Linked DNA regions of Homo sapiens: region 2 is linked to region 1. A link is an interaction called in ENCODE POLR2A ChIA-PET data of the cell type or tissue named here. Cell type or tissue: HepG2. All regions are shown on one strand.

Region 1 (4,000 bases):
GTCTCATTTCTTCAGGGTTTAGAGCATTGTTCTTATAGCTCTTCATTCGATAATTGTCTTTCCCTGGGCTCGCCATGGTCTCTAGAAGAAAAGATACACACTGCCAAAAACTCTTGAGAGGACAGCATTTCCTTTTCACTAGACTTCTATCCCTACCCACCCTTCACCCTCCCCTACTCTGGGGGGAATACAGCTCTCTGGGAGCTCTCAATAGCACCTGACATCTCTACCCACCCCCCAGCCCCAGTATCTTTTAATTACAATAAGCTTGCTAAACAGGTGGTATTAAAGCAATTGGTATAAGCTTAGTAGTTAAAAGTGTGGGCCCTAGAGACAGATTGTCTGGGTTCACATCCTGACCCTTCTACTTGTTAGCTGTGCAACCTTGGACAAGCTCCTGTAACTTTTATTGCTTCAGAATTTAATCTTTAATAAAACAGGAACACATCAGGCACAGTGGCTCCCACCCGTAATCCCAGGGGTCTGCAGACCATACTTTGAGAAATGCTGTTTTTTTTTTTTGAGACAGGGTCTCACTCTGTCACCCAGGCTGGAGTGCAGTGGCACGGTATCGACTCACTGCAACCTCTGCCTCCTGGGCTCACGTGATTCTCCTGCCTCAGCCTTCCGAGTAGCTGGGATTACAGGCGCACACCACCACAACTGGTTAATTTTTATATTTTTAGTAGAGACGGGGTCTCACCATGTTGGCCAGGCTGGTCTCAAACTCCTGACCTCAGGTGATCCACCTGCCTTGGCCTCCCAAAGTGCTGGGACTATAGGCATGAGCAACCACGTCCAGCCAAGAACTGCTGTTCTAAGCAGTGAATTACTCAGTTGTAGGTAAATAAATGTTAACTTGACCAGCTAGTGCCAAAGTTGTCTTCCATAGTACTGCCACTGACAAATATCTTGACCAATACTTTTGACAATCTACTGGGTGTCATAAAGTATTTCACAGAGATGATTATTTGCATATCCCAGATTACTAATGAGGTTAGATTTCATGTTGTTATTAGCTATATGTTTCCCCTTCTGTGAAAAATGTTTGTTTCTGTATTTTTAAATATTTTTCTTCTTTTTTTTTTTTTTTTTTTGAGACAGAGTTTCACTTTTGTTGCCCAGGCTGGAGTGCAATGGCACCATCTTGACTCACTGCAACCTATGCCACCCAGATTCAAATGATTCTCCTGCCTCACCCTCCTGAGTAGCTGGGACTACAGGTGCCTGCCACCACGCCTAATACGGCTAATTTTTGTATTTTTAGTAGAGACGGGGTTTCACCATGTTGGCCAGGCTGATCTCGAACTCCTGACCTCAGGTGAACTGCCTGCCTCGGCCTCCCAAAGTGCTGGGATTACAGGCATGAGCCACTGCGCCTGGCCTGTTCACGTTCTTTTAAATCAGTTATCTGTGACTGTGTACTTTCTTCATCCTTAATATTGTCTTATTTGTGCCCTCTTTTGTTCCTGAGAACCTTTACCAGAGACTTGACTATTTTTATTTTAGTCTTTTGCAAGATCCAAGTTTTAGCTTCATTGAGTCTTCTCTACTATATGATTTCTATCCCCTTTCTACATTTTTTCTAATTTAAGTTGTATATCTAAGTAATTAAATGTTCACACTATACTTTTTTTTTTTTTTTTTTTTTTGAGATGGAGTCTCACTCTGTCACCCAGGCTGGAGTGCAGTGGCGCGATCTTGGCTCACTGCAACCCTCCGCCTCCTGGGTTCATGTGATTCTCCTGCCTCAGCCTCCCAAGCAGCTGGGATTGCAGGTGTGCACGCAGGGCTAATTTTTTTTATTTTTATTTTTATTTTTTTTAGACAGAGTCTCCCTCTGTTGCCCAGGCTGGAGTGCAATGGCGCCATCTCGGCTCACTGCAAGCTCCGCCTCCTGGGTTCACGCCATTTTCCTGCCTCAGCCTCCCGAGTAGCTGGGACTACAGGCGCCCGCCACCACGTCTGGCTAATTTTTTCTATTTTTAGTAGAGATGGGGTTTCACCATGTTAGCCAGGATGGTCTTGATCTCTTGACCTCGTGATCCACCTGCCTCGGCCTCCCAAAGTGCTGGGATTACAGGTGTGAGCCACCGTGCCTGGCCCCACACTATACTTCTATATTACCTTTCTAAGGCTTATAAATTTCCTTCAAATTAATATTTGTATTGTAATTCAGTCCTAAATATCTAATTACTTTTGATTTATTCAATTTACATAAGTGTCCCATGTGTGCTTGAGAAGAATCTGTATTCTTAAATTATTGTGCATGGCTTTCTGAATATCATGTCCATTAAATTAAGTTGTCATCATGTTGTTCTTTATTTATTCATTATTTTTTGAGATAGGGCCTCCCTCTATTGCCTAGGCTGGAGTGCAGTGCACGATCACAGCTCACCACAGCCTCAACTTCCAGGGCTAAAACAATTCTCTTGCCTTAGCCTGAGTAGCTGGGACTACAGGCTCGTACTACCATGAGTGGCTAATCTTTACGTTTTTTTTGTAGAGATGGGGGTCTCACTATATCGTCTAGGCTGGTCTTGAACTCCTGTCCTCAACAATCCCCCTGCCTCAGCCTCCCAAAGTGCTGGGATTATAGGCATGAGCCACCATGCCCATCATGTTGTTCAAATCTTCTATTAATGTTTCACTTCACTAATGTTTTCCTTATTGATAGTGAATGTAGCCATTTTACCCCGTAGTTTAATTTTGCTTTATGTATTTTAATACTATTTCATTAGAAGCATACAAATTTAGAACTGTTGTATCTTGACTGTGAATAGAAGTTTGTTATAAAGTGAGCCAAATTATTCCTTAACAATGCCCTTTGTTGCCCTTTTTCTTTTGTTGGATATTAATATAGTTATCACTTCCACTTCCAGCCATGATGGAATAAGAGGGATAGGATTTCCCCTGTTGCTATAAACTGTTTCAGACATCGGGCAACAGCAATGCAGAATTGTGATTCTCCAAGAGGGAAACGAATTAAGTGAGCTCTACTTGTCTCCTTGGCTTTCTGCCCAGAGGCACATTCTATAGCAGAAGAGGGGTCCCAAACAGCACCACGGAAATCTCACCAGTGGAGGAGAGACTAGAGACTTCAGTGAGACTGAGGTGGCTGAAAACACTGAGACAGCATTCCAGCGAGGAGAGAAATAGGCAGAAAAAAAAAATTGGGAAATCTGTTTGGGGTTCCCTAAATCTTTGCTGAAGACTAAGGATGCATACATGCTGGGTGAAGCTCCATGAGTCACACAAAGGGCAACTGAGAAGCTGTATGTAAGCTCAGCAGTTCCCAGAGCTCGCACAGGGCTGAGAGACTTTAGACAAATCTGAATGGGGATTTCTCCCTGATCACTTAGGGCATAGTAGAGACCCTAAGAAGGGCTATGGCTTAGTAGTGGGATTAAACTATTCCCAGAAAAGGCTACTCATGAAGCTTAAAAACGAGCCTTACACTGCTAAAACAGAACACCTATAAAACGCCCTACATCCTTTAAAAAAAAGACAACAAAATCCAGACACTAAAAACAAAATTCACAATGCTTGGAATCCAATTAAAAATTATGGGCCAGAGCCAGGCATGGTGGCTCATGCCTATAAATCTCAGCACTTTGGAAGGCTGAGGTGGGAGGATAGCTTGAAGAACCTAGGAGTTCTTCAAGGCTGCAGTGAGCTATGACTGCACCGCTGTACTCCAGCCTGGGCAACAGAGTGAGACCCTGTCTCTAAAAAACAAAAACAGCCGGGGCGTGGTGGCTCACGGCTGTAATCCCAGCACTTTGGGAGGCCGAGGTGGGCGGACCACGAGGTCAAGAGATTGAGACCATCCTGGCCAACATGGTGAAACCTCGTTTCTACTAAAAATACAAAAATTAGCTGAGCTTGGTGGCACGCACCTGTAGTCCCAGCTACTCGGGAGGCTGAGGCAGGAGAATCACTTGAACCAGGGAGGTGGAAGTTGCAGTGAGCAGAGATCATGCTACTGCACTCCAGCCTG
Region 2 (4,000 bases), 52 kb before region 1:
CCACAGCAATTCCATGGCCAAGTGGCTGCGGTGGTACTGAAGCTCTTGAAGCTGAGGTTGGCTGTGGGGCAGTCTTTGATCTGTGGCTTCTGTGAAGGAGGGAAGAAAGGAAGGAGAAAACCTTGAGGGACCAGACCCTGGGAAATGGCCTAGCCTTAGACTTTGGAAACTCCCTCCCCTGCACTGCCCAACCATGTGGTGGCCCTATCCCGGCAGAGGGAAGACGGGAAAGGGATGCAGCTTATCTAGCGCAAGCCTTTCACTCTTCAGATGGGAGGCTGAGGCACAGTGAGGGTCAGGGGCTTGCCCTGATCTTTGCAGAGAGGTACCTGGATTCTCCATCCTTGTCGTGTCTCTGGTCTTCTCTTGGCTGGGTTTCCTGTTCTGCTTCATCTGAAGCCAGGAGCTGTGATCTCTGCAGAGGCTTCCTTGATTTGCTGAGCTCTCTCCTGACTTCTTCAGCACCATCTCCTCCCAGGTGGCCTCTCCCTCAGACTCTTCACATGGGAAGTGGTTCCACAGCCCCTGCTCTGGATTTGCTACCCTGTCTCCTGCTTTCCAGGTCTGATGGGATTTTGCCTTCTGAGAAACAAGAGAGATGTGAGAGCCCCAGGGCTAAACCCTTCCAAGTATCTGGGCACCATGATCTAGCAGACAAGTTGGTGAGGGTTAAGGAGTGGGGTGTGAGGAGGTGAGTCTACTGCCTCTTCCAGTGAGAAAAGCTTATCACTGGGAAGGGTGGGTTCCACCCTGCCCAAGTCCCTCCTTCCCTTCTCTCCTAGGTGTGTTCTACCTCTGGGAGGAATCGCGGCCTGGGAATGCGGCCCTCGGTCCACTGAAGCGTGCCCAGGTCGCCCTCGACCTCTCGTACAATCGCCTCATACTCAGCTCGCAGGCTCTGGAACTGGCGTCGGACCAAGAAGCCCCGGACGCAGGCCTGGTATGGAGAACGAGAGGAAAGAAGTCCCTTATCACGGTAAGAGAGGGGGCATCTCGGAGGACTGTCCTGAAGAGGTCGTCCCGGCGAATGCAAGAGGGGACCTGACGGCGGGGAAAGGATAGGTGGGCTGTGCGCTAGGGCTCCGGGGGGCTCGAGGGACGATGCCAGACTGGATGCCCCTCCTCGCCTTAAGGCTCTTCCCGTTTCCCTGATCCGGCGCGAGCGTGTGGTGGGAGTGGGGACGCGCAGGGCAGGGAGTCCGTGGGTCCCAGCTTTCCTCAGCGCGGTTGGGGACAGCCGGTATCTCCAGAGGTTGGCGCGCAGTTAGGGGACTGAACGTGGTAGCATCTCGCTGGGAGGTCCAGGTACGAGACCCCATGATTTCCCTAAAGGAAAAATCCTGTGAACCCCGCGCCCGCCCCCGCACCTGCAATGCAGACACCTTCCGAACCAGCAGCTCTGGCTCCATGGGCGCCAACTGCCAGGCCCGCCCGCGCGCCTGCGAAGTACGTCATTGGTCGGCGTCGCTCCTGAGCATGCGCGGGCGTGGGCTTTGCCCCAGCCGTTCCCACGGCAACCTCCTACCGTCCAGGGTAGAGGCGTCCTGGCGACAGGCGTACCTGCGTCCCCCCAGCCCCCGACTGCCCCTCCCACAGCCGCAAGGGGCACTCCAATCCCGCAGGCGGTACCTCCATAACCGAGGGCTGTCTCCGCGGAGACCGGGAGGAAAGGCGCAAGGAGGGGAAGCAGGACACGGAGCCGCTTGCTTTCTTTCTGGTTTAATTCCATTCAACGCCCCCCTCCCCCATAGCACCTGGGGGGCCGCAGAACACCCGCCCGAGTCTGTAAAAAGTCACAGTTTGAAGAGAATGAGAGGGGCAGTGTGGGCCTGCGTGGGACGCCTACGCAGCGGACTGCTCCTCAGGCTCGGCGTTCTCGGCCAGGTGCAGCTTCTGGCTGTGCCCGTCAAGGATCGTGGCGCTTTGGACCAGTCCTTCCTCCCACCCCGGTCTCCCATCTTGCACAGGTTTAGTTCCCTCACCTGTGCAAAGGGCCGGGGACGAGGGTCTCGGGCCGTCTGTGGACTGAGGTTGCAGTCCCCGCCTGCCCTCTCTCACCCCCTCTCTCTTCATCCAGATCGTGCAGGTCAGACACACTGGGGTGTGTGCGCGCGCACTCGCGCTGTTTCTGACTGAGGACCAGGTGAGGTGGTAGTGTAAATTAGTAAAAATAATTGTTCAATGCTGAAAGGATAGGAGGACATCGGACAAGCTTTGCTATGATTGATGTCAGCTAAAGTACTCACAAAGATTTTGATCAGTAGTAAAACATCCCCTACAACCACTTTTCTTCTAATTTTGGGGAAATTCTAAATTCCTGTACCTGGGTTTGGGCAGTCTGTGGCTAAATCTGACAGGACTGCAAGAGGTGGGGAAGTTGGTTGTGTGTGAATACTCCTGGAGGGCTGGAGAGGAGGAAACTGACCTCTCAGGAACACACACACATAGACGGGTTCCTTGGAAAGGATACATAGAATTACTGAGGTCTTCCAGCTGCCAACAAAGAGAAAAAGGGAGGCTTCTGTTAGGAGGGGAACCAGGCCAAATCCCCAATGCTCTGGGGGCTATCTTCTGGGGAGGTTGAGGGGCCCAGAGCTCTTGGATCCATGCACTCCCACCTTTTCACCCAGGGCCCAGGAATGGCTTTGGGAGTATGTACCTTCTCCACCCCTCATGCCCCCAGGAACCAAAGCACCCAGACATGAACCCACATTGCTAAGCAGCTGGTCCAGGTTACGGTCAGCCATTGTCTTCTTCTGCTCCTCTGGCAGCCCCTCAGTGACCCCATCCTCTTCCTCTTCATCGTCCTCCTCCTCCCCACACACATCCAGGCTGAAGTGCAGCCGGGCTAGCTTCTCCTGCATCTCCCGAACGTGCTCCAGCTGCTCAAAGGAGCATTCCTTCCCTGGAACGAAGCCCCTGTCTGAACCCTGGGAAAGAGTCCTGGAACCCTGGAACCCTGGAACCATGGTCCCAGCCATGCCCCATGGACTGGGCCCTACAGCCCTATCCACACACCCGCTGAAACCAGCCCCCAGGACTCACCGAAGGCCTGCAGCCGGCCAGAGTGGAAATCATTGAGCAGGTTCAGGAGTCCCCCCTCCATCTCATAGACATCAGTCACCTCGGTCAGGAAGGAGTGCTGCAGGGGCGTGCCTGCAGAGCCGCTTCCACCTCCAGCCAGGACTGGGCGGCACTTCTCTTTGCCTACTCTGGGTGGGGTGGACATGACCATGATCACAGGGTAGGGGGCAGTCAGGCACCTCCCGATCTTTTGTGCCATCTGCCTATGCACCAGTTTATCTGTCTATCTGCACTAACTCATCTGCCCATCTACTTACTAGCATAAATGGGTAACTTTATGGTTCCCCTTGGGCACTGGGAAGGGGTGAGGAGGCGTGAAGAGGTCAAAAAGAAGTCTTTTCTGCTAATAACACAGCCAGAGCAGTGCCTGAAAGGGGGTCCCTGGGTTCCTGTCTGAGTGCCTCACTCATTTGTTTTATGACCCTGAATGAGTCACTTATCCTCCCTAGTCTTCAGCGTATATAGAGACAGCTACTCCCTTATTGCCACCAGGGCTGTCTTACCTCCTCCCAAAATATCTTTCTGCCCCTCTTCTTTTTTTTTGTTTTTTGAGACAGAGTCTCGCTCTGTTGCCCAGGCTGGAGTGCAGTGGTGTGATCTCGGCTCACTGCAACCTCGCCTCCTGGGTTCAAGTGATTCTCTTGCCTCAGCCTCCCAAGTTGCTGGCATTATGGGCGCCTGCCACTATGCCCTGCTAATTTTTTTTACTTTTAGTAGAGTTGGGGTTTCACCGTGTTGGCCAGGCTGGTCTTGAACTCCTGACCTCAGGTCATCTGCCTGTCTTGGCCTTCCACAGTGCTAGGATTACAGGCCTGAGCCACTGCCCCTAGCCCTCTTCTTTTTTTTTAATTAAAAAAAAAATTTTTTTTTTGTTTGAGACAGAGTCTCACTGTCACACAGGCTGGAGTGCAGTGGC

Evidence for each region. ChIA-PET counts read pairs that join two places held together with the same protein. Peaks named below come from ENCODE experiments on the same cell type or tissue, not always from the same donor. Only the 100,000 strongest peaks of a DNase experiment are listed, where the experiment ranks them.
Region 2: POLR2A ChIA-PET joins it to region 1 with 5 read pairs; 8 of 35 experiments call an interaction of 5 or more read pairs at or near these places.

The regions. Positions count from the first base shown.
Region 1 is chr1:32,150,669-32,154,668 of GRCh38, reverse strand. KPNA6 (karyopherin subunit alpha 6) reads right to left here. Exons shown (of 14, transcript NM_012316.5): 2 at 1-81. Among named protein-coding and RNA genes, the nearest start is that of TXLNA, 27 kb to the left of the region's middle. In HepG2, no CTCF peak of the experiment used is centred here; no DNase peak of the experiment used is centred here.
Region 2 is chr1:32,203,091-32,207,090 of GRCh38, reverse strand. CCDC28B (coiled-coil domain containing 28B) reads right to left here. Exons shown (of 6, transcript NM_024296.5): 3 at 3,046-3,212; 4 at 2,712-2,905; 5 at 2,471-2,493; 6 at 1,704-1,897. The coding sequence ends at 1,843. IQCC (IQ motif containing C) reads right to left here and starts at 1,420. Exons shown (of 5, transcript NM_018134.3): 1 at 1,368-1,420; 2 at 794-937; 3 at 330-582; 4 at 1-89. The coding sequence starts at 1,409. RefSeq lists enhancers at 1,263-1,482, 1,932-2,433. In HepG2, a CTCF peak has its summit at 1,613; a DNase peak (open chromatin) is centred at 1,500; H3K4me3 peaks cover 1,479 bases.